Regions from separate parts of the Homo sapiens genome. Here all the other regions are linked to region 1. A link is an interaction called in ENCODE POLR2A ChIA-PET data of the cell type or tissue named here. Cell type or tissue: MCF 10A. All regions are shown on one strand. Links, peaks and the distances in the headings refer to the core of each region. The heading gives the core; the rest is flanking DNA.

Region 1 (5,371 bases), core at 706-4,705:
AGAATCACTTGAATCCAGTGGGTAGAGGTCGCGGTGAGTCGAGATCACGCCACTGCACTCCAGCCTGGGCAACAGAGCAAGACTCTATCTCAAAACAACACCAAAAAACATTGAACTGAAGACCCCTAAAGTTCCATCCAACCCTGAGATTCTTTCATATGAATCTCAAAGTGTGAAACGCCTCAGTCGCCTAGGGCCTTATTCTACAGAAGGGAAGTCCAAAGGCTCATTTGAATTGCATTAGCAACTCGAGCTATATTTGTAAGTCTCCTCCCATCTGAGAATTTCTTTGTCAGCAACGTTTTCCCTATTCTACAGATGGAGAAATTGAGGTCTAGGAAGACCAAGACACTTGTCTCAGACCCACAGTTGAGGTCTTAGTTTGCCACTGAGTCACGGTCCGTGTGACACAAGGATGGAAAACCAAAGGGAGCCATAGCTGAGGGAAGGGAAATGAGAAGGGTATCTGAAATGTCGGCCCTGCAATAAGGTGGGCCACAGCAATAATGAGATGTCACTGGGCTCAGCCCTGTGCCTGGAAGGAGGGAGGTGGTCAAGGATATCAACAAAAAAATAGTTGCTGATCCCAGGAGAAATACAACACTGAATTGAGGGGAAAACACAGAAACACATCTAGACTGTCATTAAACAAATGTAACCGAGGCAGGGGAAATGTGGAGCCCCAACGTGAGTAGGTGATGGAGTTGGGTGACTGTCATATGTCACAGCAGGATGGGTAGTTGGCTGCCCCCAGCCCCCTCCTGCCGCTCCCTGTTCCAGCACCCTGGCCCACCAGCCCCTTCCTGGCAACTCCCATACTCCCCCAGTTCATCCACTAAAGGATTAATAGCTCACTCAGGGGAGGCTTCCTGCCCCTCGGCCAACACCAACTTCCCTTTCAGCAAGCCAGTGTCGGCACTACAGTGGTTTGGAATACTTTCAATATCACTCCCTGTTAACAAGCCTATCCTTGGACTGGCTGAGAAAAGAAATGGAACGGGGCAAAGTAACAAAACAAAGAGGCAAGACAGAGCCAAATGTCTCCTATGGTTACCTAAATCACAATTTAGACAAGCACTGGTGATTCTTGCACATAGAGAACCACCACTGAACTGTACAGGGGAAACTGGTTTCTGCCCCAGAGATGTGTTGGGGAAATGACATACTGACCACCATGACTACATCCTCGGAAGACTGAGTGGCAGAGTGCTACTTTGGCTTTCTTACCAGGTGAACTTGAGCATATATCTGGGCAGTTCTAGAATTTCGATGTGGGAGGGACTTAGGGATGAAAAAAATAAAATGTGGATGGTAGATGGCATTTGGGGCAGGGGATTGGAGGCTTGTCTTGTAGCTGTTTCTGCTTAGTAAGCTCCCTGTTCTGGCTTAGAGACATATTTATTGGGGAGCTTGCTGATGGGAATTATGGACGGGGCCAACTCCTCTCCCAGCACCCTGTGGTGCTGACATCTGAGGTGATCACTTCCCATGGAGTGGAGAAAAGCATGCTGCTCTATATTTGTTCCCTACAACAGGAAGCGTGAAAACAGGATTTGCTGCCACATGTCAAGTACTCATGTGCCTGTAGAAGAAAGGGGCCATTGCTGCTGATGATAACAATGATAGCATCTAAGGTTTTATAGTTCCCCAAATAATTTCACATACACTGTGATTTGATGCTTATAACAACCGTGTGAACTATGCAAAGTAGGTATTATTTCCCCATTTTAAGAGATGGGAGAATGGATAGTTAGTATTTTGAAAATTGCCAGACCCCACACTTATAAGACTACATGTATTATTAGTAAAATTACTACTAGGGGACCCCAGCTATGAAAACCTCTCTGGGAGATAGCACTGGTGGGTGAGGGGCAGCAGCTTCGGCTCTTGCCTCCTGGCAAGGGTGGGATGTAATACCCTAAGCTCCAACAGACTGGGGAAAGAGAAGGGGCTTAGAAAACTGTCTGGGCTGCTGGATTTCTTTCCGGAGTTTCCCTCTCTCCTTCTACTGTCAGCACGTCCCATCTTTTGCAACACCAGGGAGAAGCCTTTCCATGCCTCTTCAGCTCTTGGAATCCCTCCAGAAGCCCCCTCCCTCCTGAGTGGCATCTAACAGGCCTGTCCAATACTCATGCTACAGCTATGAGGAAAGAATAAACCCTGCAGCTGCTTCAGAAGAGAAAGAAATCTCTTTTCAAATGAAACCGTTTTTTGCAGCCCTGTGGAATTCATATTCTCTGTGATCTCCTTTGGATTCAAATCACGGACCTGAAAGAGGGAGGGGAAGAAAACAGGTTCTTTTCCTCTGCCTGGGCCTGCCGTTCCCTCTGCCCTCCTACACTGGGTATGGACAGACCCCAAGGGACCATGGTCTAGGTGTTGGCAGCCAGGCTGGCTCTACAACACAACATGTCAGCTGCTCTGCTGGGCCTCTGTTTACTCATCCATTAAATGAGGAGATAAGATCTCCCTTGACTGGCTGTGAAGATTAAGTGCACAAATATGTGTAAAGTGCACAAATATGTCAAATAAAAACTGAGACTGACACGTGGAGGTGCAAAATTAAAAAGGAAGCTTTGGTTAGTATCTCCAGAACCTGGCTAGGCACGGTGGCTCACATCTGTAATCTCAGCGCTTTGGGAGGCCGAGATGGGTGGATCACCTGAGGTCAGGAGTTCAAGACCAGCCTGGACAACATGGCGAAACCCCGTCTCTATTAAAAATACAAAAATTAGCTGGGCATGGCAGTGAGCCCCTGTAATCCCAGCTACTCAAGAGGCTGAGGCAGGAGAATTGCTTGAACCCGGGAGGCGGAGGTTGCAGTGAGCCGAGATCACGCCACTGCACTCCAGCCTGGGTGACAGAGTGAGACTCCACCTCAAAAAAAAAAAAAAAAAAATCCAGAACCTGCAGATTGTGCCTCTGATGCATCTCAAACATCCAGGGCCAGGGAGAAAATAATCTAAAGAAAAATACTACTGAAAAAGATTCCATTGCCATGGCCCTCTGAGACACACACATTCTTATTCTCTTATTTTCTCTCTCTCTCTCTCTTCTTCTCTCTCTCTCTCTTTCTATCTCTCTCTCTCACTCCCTCTCTCATTTACTCACAAGGTCAGTGGCCCAGACCCAGGCAGTTCTGGATAATCCCAGCTGTTTCTGACTCACCACCATCCTCAGGGCTGGCTGACTCACTCCAGGAAGGTTTTCCACCATGAAGTGTTTGTCTATGTCCTTGTGTTCCCGTGAAAAGGATTGTGTGGTCAGAGAAAGAGAAGACTTTGCTGGGTCAGTGAGATAGCATAGTGTGAGAGGCTTTGGGAAGTAGAAAAAGCAACATTAACTCAGGTTTAAAAACTAGACTTTGTCCAAATGGTTGGGGAAAGTAGTCATTGTATGTGTTTGCAATTAAATTTGGGTGGCATAGGACAGCCTAAAGCCCTTTGTAAGCAGAGCTCTATGTGCGCAGCGATCCCTAGAAGGCTGGCAAGGGGAGTGGCCAGGGCTGCACCAAAGAGGGTGTTGCCTAGCTGGGGAAGAGGAACTTCAGGTGAGCCAGGAGGCTCTTCTGCTCCCAGGCTGTGCAAAGCTTCTGAGTTGACTGGAATGATAGGTCTGATCTGCCCATTTGTTGCTAAAATGACTTAGGAGGGAAATGACCTCCACCTGCCTGGGAGGAGTCACTTCCTCCAGAGATGAGCTGTCCTTGAGGAGATCAGTGGGAGGAGAAGCCTGCGCTCTGCCCCACTGGGCAGAAGGACAAGCTTTCTCCCAAGAGCCTCGAGCCCAGAAGAAGTCGGGGTGGGGCCAATGGAAATCAGACAGTGGAACAAATGAACAGCTTCCAGGACAGGGCTGTCGCTTTCCTCTGTTTTCAATTGTGATGGCTTCATGAAACCCTTGCACCAGAAACCCATGAGCTAGAAATGAATGCCTGTATCCCCATCTCTGGACTCAGAGTCCAGAGTGCCAACCATTACACAATGGAACCTGTGTCCCCGCCTTATTCAAGAGTAAAGAAAGCAAAGCCTGGTGGTGGACGGTGGTACCTGCCCATCAGGCAGCATGCCCAGACTTGCAAACCAGAGATGGAGGATGTCAAATAAAAACAAAACCATGGGAGACTGAGGCAGGAGAATCACTTGAACCGGGAGGCGGAGGTTGCAATGAGCCAAGATCGCGCCATTGCACTCCAGCCCGGGCAACAAGAGTGAAACTCTGTTTAAAAAAAAAAAAAAATCCAGACTTTTATAAAGGGACACTTCAATAGAAAGAAAGACTATTGCAGGCCAGGCGCAGTGGCTCACACCTGTAATCCTAGCACTTTGGGAGGCCAAAGCAGGTGGATCACCTGAGGTCAGGAGTTCAAGACCAGCCTGGCCAACATGAGGAAACCCCGTCTCTACTAAAAATACAAAAAAATTAGCTGCACATGGCGGCTGGTACCTGTAATCCCAGCTACTCAGGAGGCTGAGGCAGGAGAATCACTTGCACCCGGGAGGCGAAGGTTGCAGTGAGTGGAGATTGCACCACTGCACTCCAGCCTGGGCAACAAGAGTGAAACAAGAAAGAAAGAGCGAAAGAGAGAGAGAGAGAGAAAGAGAGAAGGAGAGAAGGAGAGGAAGGGAAGAAGGGAGGGAGAAAGAAAGAAAAAATAGAGAAAAAGAGAAGGAAGGAAGGAAAAGAAAGAAAAGAGAAGAGAAAAGAAAAAAAAAGAGAGAAAGACAATTCCAATTCAGAGAATCTGCAAGCAGCTCAAAATCAAACAGAAAAAGATTCTTCTTTTCTAGGGTAAAGGAGGAGCAAGTGGAGATAAGCAGACTCTTGGGAGGGGAAGCTGGACAAGTGAGGGGAAATGACCAGTGGGAGCTGACAGGAAAAGGGTCTTGCTGTGTTCAGTCAATTCCCAGGAGAAGCTGGGCAGGGAAGTGACTTGGCAGGGACACTCCACTTTGTTTGTGCTTGTTCAGGCTTGGGGGCAAGCAGCATTCAGGGATCTGTAGGAAAGAGAGAAGTCTGACCAAAGTTTTGTCAAGCAAAGGGGGTAAGCAATGGGTGTCAGAGACAAGAATAGATGGGGGCAGAGGAATAATAGTGACAAAAATACTTGCTTTAAGAAAAGGTAACATCATGGCTCTCATATTAGTATAAAATAAACACATTTTAAAGATTCCATTTCGGCAGGGTGCAGTGGCTCACACCTGTAATCCCAGCACTTTGGGAGGCAGAGGTGGGCAGATCACCTGAGGTCAGGAGTTCGAGACCAGCCTAGCCAACGTGGAGAAACCCTGTCCCTACTAAAAATACAAAATTAGCCAGGCATGGTGGCAGGCACCTGTAATCCCAACTACTCGGGAGGCTGAGATAGGAG
Region 2 (4,000 bases), core at 1-4,000, 430 kb after region 1:
AACCCCTGTCAAAAATTCAGCTGTCTTTTTTTTTTTCCCCAAAACTTGATACACTGATCCTAAAATTCCTGTGGAAATACAAGAGTCTGACAATAACCAAAGCAATTTTGAAAAAGGAGAGCAGTATTGGAAGACTCACACTTCCCACTTTCAAAACTTAGTACAGAGCTATAGTAATCAAAACAGTATGGCACTGGCATAAGGATAGACCTGTAGATCAAAGAAGCAAAAGCAAAAGTCTGGATAATAAACCTTATATTTTTAATCAGTTGATTTTAACAAGGATGTCAAGATAATTCAATGCAGTAAGAATAGTATTTTCAACAAATGATGCTGGGACAACTAGTTATCTTGAAAATGAATGAAGTTGGACCTCTTCCTCATACTGTATATAAAAGTTAACTCAAAAGGGATCATAGACCTAAGTGTAAATGTCAGCACTATACTATATAACCCTTAGAAGAAAACATAGTAGTAAGTCTTCATGAACTTGGATTAGGCAGTGACACCAAAAGCACAAGTAGCAAAAGAAAAAATTAAGCAAATTGGACTTAAAATGTAAAACTTTTGTGGCTCAAAAGACACCGTTAAGAAAATGAAAAGACACCCCACAAAATGGGAGAAAACCTGCGTAAATCATGTATCCAGATTATATGAGGAACTCTTACAACTCAACAATAAAACCTATTTTAAAAGTGGGTAGAGGGGCCAGGTGCAGTGGCTCACACCTGTAATCCCAGCATGTTGGGGGACTGAGGTGGGTGGATCACCTGAGGTCAGGAGTTCAAGACCAGCCTGGGCAGCATAGTAAAACCCTGTCTCTACTAAAAATACAAAAACTACCTGGGCATGGTGGCGGGTGCCTGTAATCCCAACTACTCAGGAGGCTTAGGCAGGAGAATAACTTGAACCCGTTGGCGGAAGTTTCAGTGAGCCAAGATCGCGCCACAGCACTCCAATCTGGGTGACAGAGCAAGACTCTGTCTCCAAAAAAAAGGACAAAGGATTTGAATAGACACTTCTCCAAAGAAGATAAGTAATAGCCAACAAGCACATGAAAGGTGCTCAACATCATTAGTCGTCAGGGGAATGCAAATCAAAACCACTACGAGATTTATATCCACTAGCGCTTTATATCCACTAGGATGGCTACAATGGAAAAATGTTGGGGAGGATGTGGACAAATTGGAACCTTCATATATCAATGTTGGGAATGTAAAATGGTGCAGTCACTTTAGAAAACAGTTTGGCTGTTCTCAGGCCGGATGTGATGGCTCACGCCTGTAATGCCAGCAGTTTGGGAGGCCAAGGCAGGTGGATCACCTGAGGTCAGGAGTTCAAGACCAGCCTAGGCAACATGGTGAAACCCAGTCTCTACTAAAATAGGAAAATTAGCCAGGCATGATGTCGGGTGCCTATAATCCCAGCTTCTTAGGAGGCTGAGGCAGGAGAATTGCTTGAACCTGGGAGACGGAGGTTGCAGTGAGCCAAGATCGTGCCATTGTGCTGCAGCCTGGGCGACAGAGTGAGCCCGTCTCAAAAAAAAAAAAAAGAAAAAACAATTTGGCTGTTCTCAAAAAGTTAAACAGAGAGTTATTGTCTGAGCCACCAATTTCATTCCTAGATAAGTACCCAAAAGAAATGAAAACATAATGTTTGCACAAAAACTTGTACACAAACGTTTTTAGCAGCATTATTCATAATAGCCAAAAAGTGGAGACAATCCAAATGTCCATCAGCTGATGAGCAAACAAAGTATGATATATCTGCATGATGGAATATTATTGGGCAATAAAAAGGTACATGCTACAACAAGAATGAACCTGGAAAACTATGCTAAATGAAAGAAGCCAGAAACATAAGGCTACTGTATGATTCCATTTATCTGGAATGTTCAGAATAGGTGGATCCAGAGAAACAGAAAGTAGATTAGTATTGCCAGGGGCTGGGAGAATGGGAGTGGCTGATAATGGTTACAGGAGTTAATTTTGTGGTAATGAAAATATTCTGAAATTAGATAGTGGTGATAGTTGTACAATCCTGTGAGTATACTAAACACCACTAAATTTAGTCCTCTTTAAGATAATTTTATTATGTCTGAGTTATTTCTTAAATTGCTAAAAAGTTTAAAGGAGTTAAATTTTATCATCAAAAGCATATCATCTCCTGCCTATATTTCCATGTGTAATCCATTCATTTATCTAATTTCTTTGGTTCTAATAGCCACTAGATTTGATAGCCAAAAAACCTTTACTTTTATTTTTATTTTTGAGATGGAGTCTTGCTCTATCACCCAGGCTGGAGTGCAAGTGGTGCAGTCTTGGTTCACTGCAACCTCCGACGCCCGGGTTCAAGCGAGTCTCCTGCCTCAGCCTCCCTAGTAGCTGGGACTATAGGCATGCACCATCACGCCTGGCTAATTTTTTAGTAGAGACGGGGTTTCACCATGTTGCCCAGCCTGGTCTCAAACTCCTGACCTCAGGTGATCCACCCGCCTCAGCCTCCTAAAGTGCTGGGATTACAGGCGTGAGCCTCCAAGCCCGGCCCCAAAAAACCTAATTAAAATATATATATATATATATAATTTGTTTTGTTTGTTTTCAAATATTTTGTCAATGAGTACCAGTCTTTGGTAACGATTTCTAGGCATAGTGATTCATTCATCATTACAGTTAAATTATGACCCAACTGTAGATTTCTAAATTAACATGTAAAAGACTGTTTCATTAAGCCATCTTGATTGCTTAATATTTTAGTCCACAATACTGCTTTAATGGTTGCCTTGCTTTTATTATTATTATTATTATAGGAGAGAGTCAGAAAGGAGAAACCATTCATTAGCTCGTCATGCAGACATTCTTGCTGCTGTTGAAACAAGGCTGTCACTATTAAATATGACTTTCATGAAATATGTGGATTCCAATCTCTGTTGCTTCATCCCAGGAAAGGTAAAATAGAATTGCTTGCCTAGAACAGCTGGACTGCCCTACATAAACTTATTATACAGTTATGAATTTCTGATTTTAGAAATGTTAGAATTGTTTCTACTTCTCTGAGTTTCTACTAATGAATTTGTTTGCTTTCTGTACAGTTATAAATATGTATCATTTGTATGATCTTTATATTTAAAATTCTAATTATGAAATAGTCGAAACCCTAATATTCTTTAGAGAAGTTTTTTAAGAGTTCATACTCAAGAATAAAATTTGAGGTTTTACTGGTGGTTATGATGCCAGAGATACAGCAATGAACAACATACATATTGTCCCTGCCTTCAAGACTATTATAATTTTGGGGAGGTAGAAAAGGAGGGACAAGCTGGTTTTTGTTTTGTTTGAGAAATGTTTCATAACGACAACTTTATAAACTTTCTGATTTGACAAGAATAAACAATTGCTATTTACCAATATTCCCAGAACTAAATAACAGTCCTTTTTAACACAGAAATAACTATATTGTGGCATATTTACCATTACTAAGTTAATAAAAACTCCAACATTCAACATACTACTTATACCTTCAGTAGTACCCTACTCCTTGAATTAAGTGTAAATTGACATATGTCTGTATCTTTTTATATGGAAGTGGTAGAGATATAATTAAAGGTCATTTTGCTACTTGGTTGATGCTGGCAAAAGTTTCCCTTAACATGGTTGGAAATAATTAATATCTAGTAAAATCTGAATGTTCGCTTTTTGTTATTTCCAAAGATAATTTACATTGGCAATATTTAATACGTACTTTGTCCATTTTTAGTTTTCTTTGACATTTATTTTTGGGGGGAATCCCATTTCTTATGATTGTATTTGAAATATTTTGGTATATCTCACTTTCTTTGCATTATATACATTTTCTTTAAAAGATCTTGTTGCATACCAACACATTACCTGCTAATGCTTTTTGTAGGGTGCTATAAGAGGATGACCAGTTAGAAACTTCAGAGTGATTCTTATGCCAGATTTTTCTGAATCTGACTTAAAGGCCTTAACTTTTAAGTGTT
Region 3 (4,000 bases), core at 1-4,000, 100 kb after region 1:
AACTGAGTAACAGAGCCACACAATTTATAATCACAGGTAAACTATTTCTTAGATTAGTATGCCTAGAACATATAAGTAACATGGAAAGAATCAAAACAAAAACCCTGGCTAAGGCAGAAGGATCACTTGAACCCAGGAATTCAAGTCCAGCCTGGGCAACACAGTGAGAACCCATCTCAAAAGAAAAAAAAACCCACAAGGACTTGTTTTTAAGTCCTTGAAGACTAAAAAGCTTAGAAATTTGTTCTTCAACAACCAATCTTTTTGACTATATATCCTTGCTACTCAATGTAATGTGCATCAGCATCACCTGGAAGCTTGTGAGAAATGCAGAAGCTCAAACCTCAACTCACCTACTGAATCAGAATATGCATTTTCAACACGATCCCCAGGTGATTCATATGTATCTTAAGGTTTGAGAAGCAATGATATGCATGATTTTGGAAAAACTGGGGTCTGGTATTACAAACAGAAATGGATGCACAGGAACCCTAGGAAGTATGACATGAAGTCCACACTGCCTTGAGAACTGCCTTGAAGAATTCCTGGCCATTATTTCAAAGCCCTATTGGGTAACTTTGCCCATGACAAACCAACAATTGTCTACCCCAGCTTCAGTGACCTGATAATCACTAAAGGACTGTTAGTTGTGGATCCTGGGTGTTTAGACCAGGGGTTGACAAACTATAGTCTGCAGGCCAAATCCAGCTTGCTATCTTGTTTTTGTAAGTAAAGTTTTATTGGGACACAACCACACCATCTGTTTACCTATTATCCATGACTGCTTATAACAGCAGACCTGAGTAGTTGCAACAGAGGCAGCAAAGTTTGCAAAGCCCAAAATATTTACTATGTAGCCCTTTACAGAGAAAGGTCTGTTGGCTTTTGGGTCAGATTGGAAGCCTATGGCTGGCAGGAGAAGCAGCAGTTCTGATGGTAATGGAGTGGCTTCTTATATTTTCCTTGTTCAAGGCCAGGACTAGGGTTAGTTTGTGGATAAAGAATGTTCCCCAAATAAAGGCAAGCAGCCCGTTATTGGTGCCAAGCTCCAGAAGGGGACAGTATTAGATTAATCTGATCCAAGATTAATCTATGGTATGGTTATACCATGTTAGAACTTTAATATTCCTCTTGCTGTGGCCCAGAGTAGTTCCTAGAAGCAAAGATGAAGGGCTCTTTCCACCTTTCCTGTCTGGCTGATACCCATCATAGCATGGTTAATCTTGATCAGAATCAGGAGTCAGAAAGATCTTGAACAATTAGGATGATACAAGGATTTCTACAAAATGCTATAGTAAGGACTCAAAGAGAGCACAAAGAGAGCACCAAACAGCAGGTGGCTTTTGGGTTGATAATGTTACCTCATATCTGTGAGGTAATTGGCTTAATGGGGGTAGAATGTAAATAGCCTTACACATATATTAACAATAGTGGCCTGTTAGCTCTTTTAAAAGAAGATACTACCAGCCGGGCACGGGGGTTCACGCCTGTAATCCCAACACTTTGGGAGGCCGAAGTGGGCGGATCACCTGAGGTCAGGAGTTTGAGACCAGCCTGGCCAACATGGTGAAACCCCATCTCTACAAAACATACAAAATTTAGCCAGGTGTGGTGGCGTCTGCCTGTAATCCCAGCTACTTGAGAGGCTGAGACAGGAGAATCACTTGAACTCAGGAGGCGGAGGTTGCAGTGAGCCAAGATCGTGCCACTGCACTCCAGCCTAGGCGACAGAGTGAGCATTCATCTCCAAAAAAAAAGGACGATACTACCTTAGTTGCCAGCAATTGTTGCTGGGCTTCAATCTGTTGCTGCTGGCGAGATGCCATTTCCTGAAGTTCAGCAAGAGTCAGATCCATCCTAGGACTATTAACCTACAAGTAAAAACACAAATAAACACAATCCCAGCTTACTATAAAACTACCACAGAGATTCCGCCCTCAAAGGTCTATGTAAAAGCTTCATATGAACCAACTATGACAAAATTATTTAGCGATTTTTCTTTCATAATATCAAGCAGACCATTAATTCTTATATTAATACTCACCACATTGACTTTTTAAGATGTAATGTAAAACACACTAATATACAATAATCTTTTATTTTAAGTTGCAAGTTTAAAATTAAATAGTTTCAACAGTCAGGGACATAAATGGAACAATTCAGAATTACCTTGTTCTGTAATTTATATTACAACAGAAGTGTTTGATCATATTAAACATGGTATTGAGGCACTGGCAGCAAACCTAGAATTTAGTCATTGGAATATCATTTAAAAATACTTTAGCACTAAAAAATTCAAGACACATTGAGTCATCAGAAACAAAGCAAGGACATCCACTCTCACAACATCTATTCAACATTGTCCTAGAGGTTCTAGCCAATGCAATAAAACAAGAAAGAGAAATAAACAGCATCCAGATTGGTAAAAAAGAAGTTCAACTGCCTTCACAGACAATATAATCATCTATGAAGAAAATGCTATGGAATCTACAAAAAAGCTACCAGATAAATAGGTTACATAGCAAGACTGCAGGATTAAAAAAAAAAAAATCAATATGCAAAAGTCAAGTGCATTTCAATATATTAGAAACAATTAGAAATTTAAAATTTTTAAATTTAAATACCATTTATAGTATCAAAAATATGAAATACTTAGGGATAAATTTAATAAATAGGTAAGATGTATATACTAAAATCTCAAAAACTGCTGAAAGAAAATGCAAATAAATGGAGAGTTACACCATGTTCATGAATTGGAAGCTCAATACTGTCAAGACAGCAATTATTCTCAAATTGATTCAACAAAATCTCAACTGAAACCCAAACAGGCATTTTTGTAAAAATTGATGTTGATTCTAAAATTCATATGGAAGTACAAAGCATCTAGAATAGCCAAAATAACTCTGAAAAGAATCAAGCTGGAAAACTTACACTACCTGACTTCAAGACTTATAAAAGTTCCAGTGACCAATGCATGTGGTATTGACGTCAAAATAGACAAGTAGATCAATCAAACAGAATAGAGAGTACAAAAATAGCCCCACATACATGAGGCAACTGATTTTAGACAAAGGTGCAAAAGCAACTGAGTGGAAAAAAGAATAATCTTTCCAATAAATACTGCTTATACAATTAGATATTCATATTACAAAGATAAACCTCAGGGCCGGGCACGGTGGCTCACGCCTGTAATCCCAGCACTTTGGGAGGCCGAGGTGGGTGGATCACCTGAGGTCAGTGGATCACCTGAGGTCAGGAGTTCGAGACCAGCCTGACCAATATGGTGAAACCCCATCTCTACTAAAAATATAAAAACTAGCTGGGCATGGTGGCAGGTGCCTATAATCCCAGCTACTCGGGAAGCTGAGGCAGGAGAATCACTTGAACCTAGGAGGTGGAGGTTGCAGTGAGCCGAGATCGCGCCACTGCACTCCAGCCTAGGCGACAGAGTGAGACTCTGTATCAAAAAAAAAAAAAAAAATGAACTTTGATTCTCACACCATATGCAAACATTAACTCAATAGGGATCATAGATTTAGAGGTAAAACTGCAAACTACAAAACTTCCAAAAGAAAACAAAGGAAAAAAAAATCTCTATGACCCTGGGTTGGGCAAAGAGTTCTTAGATACAACACTAAAAGTATGCTCCATTAAAAAAAAAAAAAAAAATTGGATCCAGACTATTAGAACTTTCAAACTCAGTGAGAGAGCAAAAAATTGGGCAAAAGATTTGAACAAATAATTTCACCAAAGAAGAGACACAGAGAGCAAATAAGCACATGAAAAGATGTCCAAAATCATTAGTCATTAGAGAAATACAAATTAAAACCACAATGCGATACCACTACACATATATTTTAATGGCTAAAATTAAAAAGACTGACCATACCAAACTTTGGCAAGGATGTGGAAACAGTAAAACTCTGGTGGGCATGTAAAATAATATGATCGCTTTGGAAACACTTTGCAGCTTTTTAAAAATATATATATAAAGATATAA
Region 4 (4,000 bases), core at 1-4,000, 86 kb after region 1:
TTAAAAATTTTTTATAGAGACAGGGTCTCTCTCTGTTGCCCAGGCTGATCTCAAACTCCTGGGCTCAAGTGATCTTCTGCTTCAACATCCCAAAGTGCTAGGATTACAGGTATTAGCCACCATGCCTGGCCAGAACACTATTATTAAATAGTTTGGCAAATATTACTATAGATTTTTTCACTGCATGCTTTTTAATAATGAAAAATTATATACAACATAAACTCCCAACATTAGGAAAACAAGGGCATTATGACACAGTAAGAATTTGTTTTCTTTATGCTATAATGTGAAACTAAAAATATAGGCTTAAAACATTACATATGTATTAGGAGCTTAACTATATTTGTGAAAAGCATATGAAAAAGAGCTTGGGCCAAGTACGGTGGCTCATACCTATAAACCCACCACTTTGAAAGGCTCGGGCAGGAGGATCACTTGAGTCCAGGAGTTCGAGACCAACCTGGGCAACACAGTGAGACCCTGTCTCTACAAAAATAAAAATAAAAATAAAAAATAATTTTTTTTTAAAAAGAGCCTGAAGAAAATATATTAAAATATGAATGGTGTTTACCTGTACACTGTGGGGATACAGATGGCTTGTTTTCCCCTTATTTCTATTTTGCATGTTTCCCACAGTAGACACACATTAAAATATAAGTGTTTAAAAATTGTAACCAAAGTGCTTCTCCAAGCATTAAAACAAAAGTTGGAAAACAATCTCAATGTCTAATAAAAGGGAGACCGTCACAATAAATGAGTACACAGTCACGCGGTAGAGTAATACGAGGCTAACTGAAATGTATGTATGTGTGTATGCAATTTATATATGCATACATGAGAATTTTATATGGTAACTATTTTCCATATTATGAGAAAAACAAGTTGTGAAACTAAAATACTGGAGTAAATATAGTGTGATTACAACTTTTTAAAATCCTATAAAGAAAAAAGTCAATTGTTTGTATTCTTCCACAAAAGTAACACAATGTAACTTAAAACTTTCTTTTTTAAAAATAACATACAAAATTTGCTGTCTATTCTGTTAGTTTTGGGGATGACAGGACCTTATTAGGACCTTTATTATTATTATTTAATATTGACTAACATTTCCCCTATCCTGCAAACAATACTCATCACTTGCAGTACCGCTTGCGTTTTACGTACACCCTGGTTCCACGAAAAATGGATTCCATGGTCAAATATATTTAGGATATGTTGCAAGTTATAATCCCCTCTTGGAGATATAGAATGGACATTAATATATTGAAGACTGAACCATTTCAGGGGCTTAGGGATACCTTGCCTAAATCAGCACTTCTCTCTTAAGCTTTGCTTAAGGATGCTAATTAACTGTGTACTACTTTGTTACACTTATTTTTATCATTAACTACTAAACTTTTTAAAACTCCACCTACTTCCAGGATGGGAATGAGATGACTGTTACATGAACACATGTTAATTCCTCAAAAATAGATACCACATTTCTCCAGCTAGATTACAAGCAGCTCAAGGACATAACTGACATACTTCTTTGTCTTCCAACAGCACTATGACAACTGCTTATAAACCGATTCCCACAACTGAAGTTTGACTGGAGTTTAAAAGAAAATCTTACCATCCATCACTATCAGCAGCATTTACATTTACACCAAACTGTACCAGGAACTTAACGATTTCTGTGTGGCCTGCACACACAGCATTGTGAAGAGCCGTGATGCCTTCATCATTGGGGAGGCTTGGGTCATCAACCTATATCAAGAAGAAGGGTGAGCATCACTCTAGTTTCTTGTCACCTGAACTGTCACTACTAACTGGCTCCTTTAGGGTCAAGAGGACAGAAATGGACTCTTGTGACACTTTTAAAAATCATAATTAAAACCTATAGGAGCCAAGAAAACTATACCAAGAACAATTCTAGAAATAAGACAGACAGAAAAACCACATTAAGTAGGCAGTCACTATAAAAAGGTTTTTTTTAAAAAAAGGAAGTACCAGAAACTATATCCTTATAGTCATTTTTGTTTATTTATCCTCCCAGCTTCTCACCACAAATTAGTTTCTAAGTAGAAGTTGCATTTGCTATGGAAAGCAAAAAAAAAAAAAGGTCAACTAAAAATATTTTAAATAGTAGGCTTCTAAAAGTAGAGACCGCATCTCTAACCTAATACAGTATAGTACAAATCCATACATGAACAATTTCTAAAGGGGAGTAATGATCTCTCTTAAGAAAGAAAAGTACTCTAGAGGACTCCAAGTGAAAACCGAACTTCCAAATGATGACAATTCCATAGTCATACCTTTAAAACAGCATAGCCTATTCTAAAGCGTGCCCAAGAGTTCCTGAACACAACCCCACAATGCCTAAAAGGAAAACAATTTTAAAATACAATTTCTCTACAGTCGCTTTCTAATTAGAGCTTTAAAACAAAATACAAGGTCATATTTTAAAAATTTACTAATTATACTCTAGCCTGGATGACAGAGCGAGACTCTGACTCAAAAAAAAAAATTTACTAATTATAATCATACCTCATAAATAATTCTCTGTACAAGGTCAAATTCTCCCTCCAAAGACGAATCTAGCAGTAAAGCAAGGGGGTTGAATTTCACCCTCATTCCATGAGCGATACGCTCTGAGCCAGTTTTACGCAAGTTTGTCCTTTTACCCTGCAAAGAAAATGGGTGGAAAATTTAGGATCCTCGTCTATGCAAGAGAACAACAGCAGCAAATGGGAAGGAATGACTTCTCACCTAAATTAGTGAGAGGCACTTTAACAATATAGATTTGGCACATTTTATTGAAGTATAACATTATTCAGAAAAGTATACGAATCTGACATGCAGCGTAATGAACTTTCACAAAGTGAACAAATACCATGGAGCAAAGTTGGAGGAACATAACTTTATAAAATCTAACATAATTACGTTTGGGTTATATGTTATAGTATGAATTAAACTAAGAGTATAATCAGAAGTGGCAAATAGGCTAGCGTTCTGTCAAGTATCAGAATTAGCCAAGACTGGTCTTTAGACTGCCTATCTAATACAGTACAGCAAACTCCACTCTCTTAAAGTGAGCAACAGCACAGCCCACAACTACAACAGCTAACCTATATTGAATGATTATTCATTAACCCTCACAAAAACCCTATGATCCCTAGTTTACAGATAAGGAAACCAAGGCACACAGCCGGCAAATGGCAGAGCTGGGACGCAAATCCAGGTAAGCTGGCTTCTTTAAAGTCTGCCATCTTAACCATTTCACACCAGAATGCCTCCTCGGGGGAAAGCATATAATTAAGGTAAATAATACAGATTATTAGTCTGTCTTAGGTATAACAAGGATAAATCCTACCAGCTTAAACTTTTAATGAATCGGACTTAAAAAAAAAAAGGCAAAATTTTAAAGACTAGATCCAGTATCCTGTAAAACAGGTTTCTTAAACACACCCAACAAAGTAGAGACGTTTACTGTTGTGAGGTGTGATATATGTACTCCACATAATTCTTTCATTTTATCTCAGATGTGGAAAATTGCCAAGTTTTAAAAAACATTAAGCGACAATACATTTCACAATGTGCAATGACTAAAATGTTGCTCTCTGAATGTTATCTGACTGTGGTTAATACAAGTCATAAGCAGTACAGTGTAATGACACTTGCCGATCCCACTGTTAAAGAATGTACGAGATAGTTGCTTCTATTTTACTTAAATCGAGAAGGAAAAGGTAAGACACCTTCCTAGGAAGAGAACAGCAGAATCTTAAAAAGAAAGTATAATACTTTTACCAATTCTAGTTTTCCTTTTTTCTCCTTGAAAATGTGGATTATTTTGACACAGCAACAAAAAGGCCAGAAAATAACAAGTGGCTGTAACGTGGATTGGTTTTGGCCAATGTGGAATAAAACGTCCTTCTTTTCTTATGTTTAAAACTCAAAGAGAATCAAGCCTCAGAACTTACGAGGCACAGGGTTGTTTAAAAACTGTTAACCTCTATTT
Region 5 (4,000 bases), core at 1-4,000, 130 kb after region 1:
CAATCCAAATATCCAAAATCCAAAATGCACCAATGTGCATTTCCTTTGAGCATCATGTAGGCACTCAGAAAGTTTTCAATTCTGGAGCATTTCAGATTTCAGATTTTTGGATTAAGGATGCTCAACCTGTAGTAAATTGTCTTCAATTAAAAGACAAGATCCAACATAGATGAGGTTGTACAAAAGTTATTTACTCAAAGATACGATGGTAGTACTATAAATTATTAAAAATCCTACTTAGAAAGTAAAATAAATCATGTATCAAAAGCCACAGAATTATGTATATCTCATGACCTTACTCCTGGGAATTTATCCTAAAAAAAAAAAAACTGAAATGAAGAAAAACTCTAAATGCCTGAAGATTTTCACTATAGTGTGAGGTCTATATATAGTAAGATGGAAAACTAAATATACAAAAACATGGAAAAGTCTTTAAACAGGGAAAAAGTTAAGTAAATTAAAATCATTTGCCAGAAGGACTATGTCCAGCCACCAACTCCTGTAAGTATAAATAGAGTGTTAGGAAAATGTTAAGAAAAAGTTATAAAACAGAACAATACTAAGTGTTTTTAACTTTAAAAATATATGTACCATCGGCCGGGCACAGTGGCTCACGCCTGTAATCCCAGAACTTTGGGAGGCCGAGGCAGGAGGATCACGAGGTCAGGAGATCAAGACCATCTTGGCTAACACGGTGAAACCCGTCTCTACTAAAAATACAAAAAAATTAGCCGGGCATGGTGGCGGGCGCCTGTAGTCCCAGCTACTCAGGAGGCTGGGGCAGGAGAATGGCATGAACCTGGGAGGCGGAGCTTGCAGTGAGCCGAGATCGCGCCACTGCACTCCAGCCTGGGAGAGAGAGTGAGACTCTTTCTCAAAAAGCAGGCAGGGTGGCTCCTGCCTGTAATCTCAGTATTTTGGGAGGCTGAGGCGGGAGGATCACTTCAGGCCAGGAGCTAGAGGCCAGCCTGGGCAACACAGTAAGACCCCATTTCCCCATTTATATTAAAAAAAAAAAAAAAAATAGCTCGGTGTGGTAGCATGTACCTGTAGTCCGTCCTAGCTACTGAAGAGGCCGAGGTGGGAGGATCACTTGACCCCAGGAATTCAAGGTTATAGTGAGCTATGATCATGCCACTACACTCCAGCTTGGGCGACAGAGCAAGACGCTGTCTCCCAAAAAAAAAAAAAAAAGTAAAAATATGTGTGTCTGTGTGTACACATGCACACACATATGTACCATCTAAAAAAAAAAAAAAATATATATATATATATATATATATATATATATATATACTGACCTGTATGAAATACACAGAAAATCAGCGACACCAGAGGCAAGTATAGCTATCACTTTTAAATTTTTAAAATCTCAACAGTAAAATATTTTTATAATAATGTATAATTTAAAAGTATAGTTAATACAAACTGGGATAAAAGAACATGAAAATATTTCATTAAAAATGGTAAATGTGATTACAACTTGTTTCTACCTCCTATAGTCATCTATCTCAAGAGAAGGAAAGTCGAAGGAAAGATAAAAAAAAAAAAAAAACACTGTGTTAAGTTGTGCCAGGCCACCTACAGGCACACTGCATAGTAATTCATGTCAGTCATATCTAGATGAAGATGTGCCCTTCCAAAAATTCAAAGTCACAGATAATTTTCATTTAAAAACAATGGGTCATAGATTTATTTTAAGAGTCCTGTGTTTATAGAGCATGTATGTACTGTAACTATGATGTTATGCTATCAACATAAGAATGACTCATTTTAAAGAGGAATTATTTCAGATCAAAATCTGAAAGACTTTTCTAAGAGGAAATACAAAAAAAAAACTGATTAGGGCATTTACAAGATGAGTCAGAGGCTAACATTTATTCATTTGATTCAGAAAATCATGTGAAGTTCTACAGAAAGAAGAAAGGAACCAAGAGTATAAGATGTTCCCTGTCACCAAAGGGAAATTACGCTCTACAACAGCACCTTCAGAGTTTTCATTTACAAAAACTCAAATCCTTCAAGTTTACCTAAGAGGAAGAAACAGAAAATTATGAAATGAACAATCTATAAAAAGAGTGACACAAATCCTCCCCAAATTTTGCAACTCACAAGAAATACCACAGGAATAGCCAGGCGATTATGCTTGTAGAGAGATTAGGGGAAAATCTGAATGGTTTCTGTGTTTCACAATTCCTCTGCAGAAAGATAAATGTAAAACTATTACTTCAGTTTCTATATTTTGTTGTACCCCTTATGGAGGCAGGCCCGAAAATATTTCTTGTAAGAGGAGAATGCCACTAGGCTTCCTATAACCCAGTCAAGCAAAAACACCTCTCCCAACACTGTGATACAGAGTGGGGATTAAATTAAGATATAACCAAAGTTTCTTTCAAACTCATACACAGCCATTTAGCCCAACTATGACTTCTAACACTGGGCGGGGTTTAGGAAGGAGATGCCGACCCTTCCAGTCCTCAAGAGTACTCTGCCTGTCTCTGCACAGACCTGGAGCTCTGCTCCAATGCTCACTCTGCCAGCTGAGTCTGCACACCAAGGGCACTCATGAGCTTGGCTCCCTAATTCAGACATGCTGCACCCTAGCTGTGAGCTAGGCTGCCAGTCTTCTGCAAGAAGTGTGCTGCTCCACTACCCCAGCTTGAGCTTGAGCTGTCCTTCCTCGTCTCCCCAATATCTGAGTAGGCAACCCACAGGGGTCTCTGTGGAACCTTCCTCAGGAGCCACAGGGACACTACATATTTGAGTCCTTTCCCTCAAAGAGACACTCTCTACCTCCCTGACGATGGGTCCCAACCTTATTAAAGTTATCAGAGAATCACTGCTTACAAAGGCCTATCATGATTTCTTAGCTGTTTCTCTAGAGTTTACTCTTGGAGCCATTAAACTGCTTTTAAAAATATTCACCAATTACCATAAGTTATGTATACCGATGTTCTATTAAGGCTCAATGATATTAAACCTACTTCTACACTAAGTGTACCACTTTATATGATGGCATATTTTTAACATTAACCCATCAGTTCCTATCAGTTACATCTGAGTTTATTTAAAGCAAAATCATAAAGTCATATTCAAAGGATTTTTTTTACTTCATAAACTATTCCTTTGCTCACTTACAGCAAGTTAGTAGAATTCAGAAATCAATAACGTGAAGTCTCAATATCAATTTGAACAATATTCTGTTAAAAATGTTAATCAGGCATGGACTATCCTGACCATCCATTCAATATCATCTGGAGCACACAATCATATTCTGAAATAGTCAACATTCTGGAAAAAAATGATAGAGCAAATATGAAGTAGTTACTTTAATTAAGGAAAAAATCATAAAGTAGCCTGCTGGTCATAGATGTCTGGTAAAAGAACCACTTCATATACATGAATAGGTAACAGGGACCTCTACATAGAAACCTATAGGAGTCATATCCTATCAAAGCCAGCCATGCCAAAGAAGCTCCTGGTTCTATGCCTTCCCCTCAATCCTAACTTCTTGCTGACTTCAACAAGAAGTTTCGTTCATTCACCCGTTAGTACTTACTAAATACCTATTAAGAAAGGACAGTTAAAGCAAAAGGAACACAGTGATGAAAAAGCTTGCCTTCTTTAGGGCAGAGAAGAGAGGCTGGTAGCACACAAATGAGCATGGTATATAAAGCGATATGATAAAGAATTATGGAAGTGATGAGGGGAGGATGGCTGATCATGATTAGGAAAGACACCTCAGGGTGAAGGGGACTTTTGAGCTGAGACTGAAGAAGCCACAGCCACTTGAAACATCTGAAGGAAGACATTTCATCAAAGGCCCAGAGGTGGTAATGAACTTGGACTATTCCATGACCAGAAAAAAACGCCACATCAGGAATACAGACTTATGCCAATGAGGGCAGGGAGAACAGGGGGTAGCTCAGGCAGGGCCTTGTAGGTCAAGAATAAGGAGTACGGACTTTATTGCAAGGGAAAAGTCACTAGAGTAGTGATT
Region 6 (5,371 bases), core at 755-4,754, 1.8 Mb before region 1:
CCTTGTGGGCACTGGAGTTTTGCTGTGTGTTTAGGACCCTGACATTTTGTGTTTTTAGGACCTGGGTTTTATTTAACCACCCTTTTCTATGGTTCTAGGATTGTCCAATTTTGTCTCCTTCTCTTCTCTCTCTCCATACTCCTCCTACCCTTAACTTCATTTTCTTAATCACCTCCAAAACTCTCCTTGCTCACTTTTTATTCCAAGGACTTGTCTTTAGAATTCTAGTCTCCCTCTTTCTCCCTGTACTATCATGTTATGAGGTCAGAATTGTGCCAACCTACAGGAATGTTTTCACCTTAAAAGCCTATCATTGTGGGTGAAATAGACACTGTAACTACAAAGGCCAGACTTTTATACACACATGCACACACATATATACATACTGTTTCCAGGATATTGAATGTCTTGCAGCAACAAAATGCCACTGTTGCTATCGTGAAACAGACTTGAGGAAGCCTAGAGGCAAAGGCAAACATTTCATACCCACATTACAATACTGTTCCTGGCTGACAGCTTGTTCCCCACTGACCTAGGGCTCATTCTCTAGCTGAACCATGGCCCATCACTGGGGCAGATTCTGATCAGCCAGGATGGTGGAAATTGACTAGTGGCTCATGAGTGGTTGGTCTCATCTGAGTCTGAGGAGGTGCTTCATTCTTGCTATGCACAACTTAAAATCCAAGAATTGTGAGATATTCATAAAGCAAGATGTCGCTTTGACACAGAAGGCAAAGTTTAAGAGCCTATTAAAGACCATACTCTATTAGTTCCTTAAATATGTCCTTATTCAAGTCACTATGGTAATTCTCTGGTATTATCCCTTATGAATAGCTATTCATTGTGGTCATATGGGGTAGAATATCGGATCAAATCATAACTTCTCCATGCCCTGTTTCTTCATCAGAACAGAAATAAAAATAGTATCTAATTCGTATATTTGTTGTGATAATTAGGTAAATTCAAACATAAATCATAGAGTAGTGACTGGTAGGTAATAAGCCATAATATACACTATTTTTATTAAATATGATAATGTGTTTATGGGTCTTGGTAATTCAACTATGGGGTAAGTAGGGAAAGAAATGTTATCTATAAAAATGACCCTTTTGCCCTCCATTTTATAGCTGGGGAATGGTCTGTTTAATGCTAACTAGGGCTACTTTCTGGTTGTTTGCACAACGAGAGCCAAGTGTCCATCACTCAGATAATAGCAGAGTGATGATCTCTCCAAACTAGATAGATTTGAAATGGTTTCAAGAATTGGGGTTTCTTAGTCTAGAATAAAGAAGACTAGAGAGGAGATACAACCACCGTCTTCAAATATAGAAGGGCTGACATAGAGAGAAACAGTTACATCTATTTTGTTTGTATCTAGAGGACAGAACCATGACCAGCTGGGTAGAAGTTAAAGGGAAACTTGAACTCAACATAGGAAGAATTCTCTAATAATCAGCATTGTATAACAAGATATGGGCAGTTCATAAAGCTATCTCCACCAATGGAAGTGCTGTGTGACCTTAAACATATAACTTAAACTATCTGTACCTTGGTTTCTTCATCTGCAAAATGAGAATAACAATAGCTACTTTCGAGGGATGTTGTGAAGACTAAATACATTTATATGTATATAGTCTTTCAAACAGTGCTGGAACACATTTGGCATTCTATGGGTGTTAGCCATTGTATAACTGACTTATAAAGGTGAAAAGGGGCAAGTGTTGTTATCTCTTACATGATGGAAATAAGATCAATTATCAAGCAACCTGGTTTACTCTTAGGCAACTGATCATTATGGCAATGGGAATTACCTAAGCTGTCTCTGGCATCATTGGTATATCCCTCAGCAAGGGTACTCTCTTCAGTCTCAATTCTTATTGGCATCAACTGTGTCGTATATATTTTTAGAGATTTCCACAATGCCCAGGCAGTGAGCCTTCAATAAATACATGTTGTCTAGACATACATAGTGGTACCTTCTCATGGAAAGAGTATTGATTTATGCCCTATAATTACAAGTATCTCTACATCCTTCTCTAATCAGTATCGGTGAAGTCACCGTCTAACTGCTTCCAGACAGTCATTTTAAATTTATTTCTAACTCAACAGTCTCTGCAATTTAACTTGATTAAATACAACACAGGTTTAATTGGAACTTAGCTGCAAATTAAGAGCAAAGAATCCATAGAATTGACTGCTCTTTAAATATAGTTTAGCTCAGTAAGCTAATAGTTCTTTTATGGAGATGCCACACTGAGTAGACATTAAATTGTGGTTCAAACAGCAAAACAAACAAATAGTGTGTGGGCCTCTGAGTATTTATTGTGATTATGCTATATGAGTAATAAGTAATATTTGAGGACATTAGTCATTATTGGCTTTGCATACTTCCTTTGCATGTGGGAGCCAGGATAAACAAGCCCTGGGATGCCCTCCTTTTTCTTGTGTGGGCTCATAATTAAGGGCTAGGGGAGAGTTATTCCCTCTGTAGAAATTTGGTACTGCTGATTTACATATATTTGCTGTTTTTGTAATCCAAAAATCTGGGGTGTTTATGGGTCTGCAATTCTGTGTGGCTCTGTGCCTGTAGAAGAGCTAGTAGAAAATGACACATTTGTCCGAGTTTCAGACTTACCATTATGAGACAGTTTGTCTTTTTCTGGGCAAGGACATAAAGATCTGCAGGGATTATAGTCACACTGCACTTGTGACAGATACATGGGTTGAAAAGAAGAGCGGCATTTTCTCCCCCTCCCCTATTTTCTTTGGAGTATGCTTTTTAATTGTTTTCTGTATATACTTTTGTGTAAGTTACGAGGACTTGCAGAAGGTTCTTCAGAAAACAGGAGATATGATAAGATTTATCTTTCTGGAAAGTTAATGCTGGTAGCACAGGGAAGGCATGGCTAAAAAGAATAAACTGGAGAAGAGAAATAAGTTAGGATCCTACTGAAAAAATTCAGGTATAAAATGAAGATCTTTAATAATAACTGGGAATGGGAGAAACACCAAATTCCAGATACAGACCTAAAGTAGAAATGGTAGGGTTTATTGGTCCATGAGCTGTGTGAGATGAAGAGGAGCTCAGGTTAATCATAATGTTTAGAGGACTGAGGGAATGATGACACTGCTAACTGGGATTTGGAAATGGGGAAAGAGAATAGGACCGGGGAATGATGCATTCGGTTTTGGACCTGCTGTGTTTGAGATTTATTTGCAGCTCTTTAAACATAGTTTGGATTCGTAAGCTCATAGTCAGATGAAGACATTTGGAAATATGGGTCTGGCACTTAAGCCATATGTCACATCTGGCCTGTAGACTTGGGAGACATTTGAGCACAATGTTACAATGTCCTCACTGGTTCCCAGCTTTCATTAAAATGTATCTAAACAACTATATAAAATATAAAAATATTTCACTTCTTAATATAAGGTACCTGAGATCTGGAAAAAGTGACATTATTTTGTCCTGCATTTTTTTTTCAATCTTAAGAATTAAATAAAGCCCAGGAAAAGTCTTCTGTGGTAGGCAGAATAACAGCCTCCCAAAGATGTCCATATCCTTATCTCTGGAACCAGTGAATACATTTCCTTACATAGGAAAAGGGACTTTAGAATTGTGATTGAGTTAAAGACCTGGAGATGAGGAGATTATACTTGATTACCTGGGTCGGCACGATCTAATCACACTGGTCCTTAAAAGAAGAGAAACGGCCAGGTGCAGTGGCTCACGCCTGTATTCCCAGCACTTACGGAGGCCGAGGTGGGTGGATCACGAGGTCAGGAGATCGAGACCATCCTGGCCAACATGGTGAAACCCCGTCTCTACTACAAATACAAAAATTAGCTGGGCATGGTGGTGCGTGCCTATAGTCCCAGCTACTTGGGAGGCTGAGGCAGGAGAAACGCTTGAACCTGGGAGGTGGAGGTTGCAGTAAGCCCAGATCTCGCCACTGCACTCCAGCCTGGCAACAGAGTGAGACTCTGTCTCAAAAAAAAAAGAATCTTTCCCAGCTGTGGTCACAGGCAGATATGACTACAGAGGAATGCTCAAAGAATAGTGACAATGCTGGCCTTGAAGATGAAGGAAGAAAGTCATGAGCCAAGGAATATAGGTGGCCTCTAGGAGCCAGAAAAGGTAAGGAGACAGATTCTTCACTAGAGCCTCCAGAAAGGGGCACAGCCCTGTGACGACTTGATGTTTGCCACCTAGACCTGTGTCGGGCCTCTAACCTAACAACTGTAAGATAAATTTGTGTTGTTTGTCAGGCCAGATCCCTATTAACTTTAATAGAGATGGCAACAGTTTCAAGAGGCTGAGGAAGAGACCTGGAGCCAGCAAACGAGACATAGGGTTTTATTTAGGGGAACCTACATACAGGGACAGTCCAGTGGTGGCAAACTGAATGGTAGAACCAAAGCTGCTTACAAAAAAGAATGCGGTTTATATAGCACTTTCAGTTAGCACCCTCCCCTGGCCACCTCCACGTGGCAACCCTCATTTCTTAAGTTATTGCTATCAGGTGTGTCTGTCATCCAACAGGTGTGCCTGCCATACAGGGGATGCCTAAGTTAACTGATTGCTGTCAGGTGTATCTACCATACATGTTTTAAACCACCGCGTCTGCACTAATATATATATATATATTTTTTTTTGAGCTGGAGTTTCGCTCTTGTTGCCCAGGCTGGAGCGCAGTGGTGTGAACTCGGCTCACTGCAACCTCCACCTCCAGGGTTCAAGCAATTCTCCTGCCTCAGCCTCTGGAGTAGCTGGGACTACAGGCACACATCACCATTCCTGGCCAATTTTTTGTATTTTTAGTGGAGATGGGGTTTCACCATGTTGGCCAGGCTGGTCTTGATCTCCTGACCTCACGTGATCCACCCACCTCAGCCTCCTAAAGTGCTGGGATTACAGGCGTGAGCCACCACACCCAGTCCAATAATTTTTTTATAGCAGCAATAGAAAAGGAATACATCTTCTCAGTTACAAAGTTTTAGTACTTGCTGCTGAGAAATAATTTTTCTTTATCATCATCAATATTTATTAACCTCTTGTCATTCAATGGTATATATCCTATCTGAACTTGGTTTCCTCCAGTGCAAAGTGAGATGATGTTATCTGACCTAACGGATATGTTTTAAGAATTTAAATGAGAGTCCACATGTAAAATGCACATCATATATTACAACACGCTGGTGAAGCATCAACTGCTGGCAGTGACATTTTCTTGTCCTAGTCATTGCAGGTGTAAAGATAAGTGCTTTTATCTCAAAGCCTTTCCACATTTTTGGGAGGAAGAACTACCATTGCTAGTAAAGATCCTGGCAGTTCTTTGCCTAATGGCAATTTCTGAAAAGAGTCACTGAA

Evidence for each region. Peaks named below come from ENCODE experiments on the same cell type or tissue, not always from the same donor. Only the 100,000 strongest peaks of a DNase experiment are listed, where the experiment ranks them.
Region 2: POLR2A ChIA-PET joins it to region 1 with 5 read pairs; 3 of 35 experiments call an interaction of 5 or more read pairs at or near these places.
Region 3: POLR2A ChIA-PET joins it to region 1 with 5 read pairs; 6 of 35 experiments call an interaction of 5 or more read pairs at or near these places.
Region 4: POLR2A ChIA-PET joins it to region 1 with 5 read pairs; 5 of 35 experiments call an interaction of 5 or more read pairs at or near these places.
Region 5: POLR2A ChIA-PET joins it to region 1 with 5 read pairs; 15 of 35 experiments call an interaction of 5 or more read pairs at or near these places.
Region 6: POLR2A ChIA-PET joins it to region 1 with 5 read pairs; 1 of 35 experiments calls an interaction of 5 or more read pairs at or near these places.

What each region holds. Positions count from the first base shown.
Region 1 is chr1:223,704,200-223,709,570 of GRCh38, forward strand. LOC105373281 (a long non-coding RNA gene) reads right to left here and starts at 3,451. Exons shown (of 3, transcript XR_949164.2): 1 at 3,169-3,451. It also overlaps a transcript of CAPN2 not described here. RefSeq lists enhancers at 2,460-3,659, 3,660-4,159. In MCF 10A, for the core only: a CTCF peak has its summit at 4,059; DNase peaks (open chromatin) are centred at 2,072, 3,172, 3,632 and 4,002.
Region 2 is chr1:224,131,265-224,135,264 of GRCh38, forward strand. It overlaps FBXO28 (F-box protein 28), which reads left to right. Exons shown (of 5, transcript NM_015176.4): 3 at 2,810-2,948. Among named protein-coding and RNA genes, the nearest start is that of FBXO28, 19 kb to the left of the region's middle. In MCF 10A, for the core only: no CTCF peak of the experiment used is centred there; a DNase peak (open chromatin) is centred at 1,827.
Region 3 is chr1:223,805,077-223,809,076 of GRCh38, forward strand. It overlaps TP53BP2 (tumor protein p53 binding protein 2), which reads right to left. Exons shown (of 18, transcript NM_001031685.3): 5 at 1,770-1,871. Among named protein-coding and RNA genes, the nearest start is that of TP53BP2, 39 kb to the right of the region's middle. In MCF 10A, for the core only: no CTCF peak of the experiment used is centred there; no DNase peak of the experiment used is centred there.
Region 4 is chr1:223,790,774-223,794,773 of GRCh38, forward strand. TP53BP2 (tumor protein p53 binding protein 2) reads right to left here. Exons shown (of 18, transcript NM_001031685.3): 14 at 2,530-2,667; 15 at 1,616-1,749. Among named protein-coding and RNA genes, the nearest start is that of TP53BP2, 53 kb to the right of the region's middle. In MCF 10A, for the core only: no CTCF peak of the experiment used is centred there; no DNase peak of the experiment used is centred there.
Region 5 is chr1:223,830,222-223,834,221 of GRCh38, forward strand. The region is part of intron 1 of TP53BP2 (tumor protein p53 binding protein 2); the gene reads right to left. Among named protein-coding and RNA genes, the nearest start is that of TP53BP2, 14 kb to the right of the region's middle. In MCF 10A, for the core only: a CTCF peak has its summit at 1,614; a DNase peak (open chromatin) is centred at 1,940.
Region 6 is chr1:221,866,777-221,872,147 of GRCh38, forward strand. The region is part of intron 2 of LOC124904517 (a long non-coding RNA gene); the gene reads left to right. Among named protein-coding and RNA genes, the nearest start is that of LINC01655, 29 kb to the left of the region's middle. In MCF 10A, for the core only: no CTCF peak of the experiment used is centred there; DNase peaks (open chromatin) are centred at 2,375 and 3,195.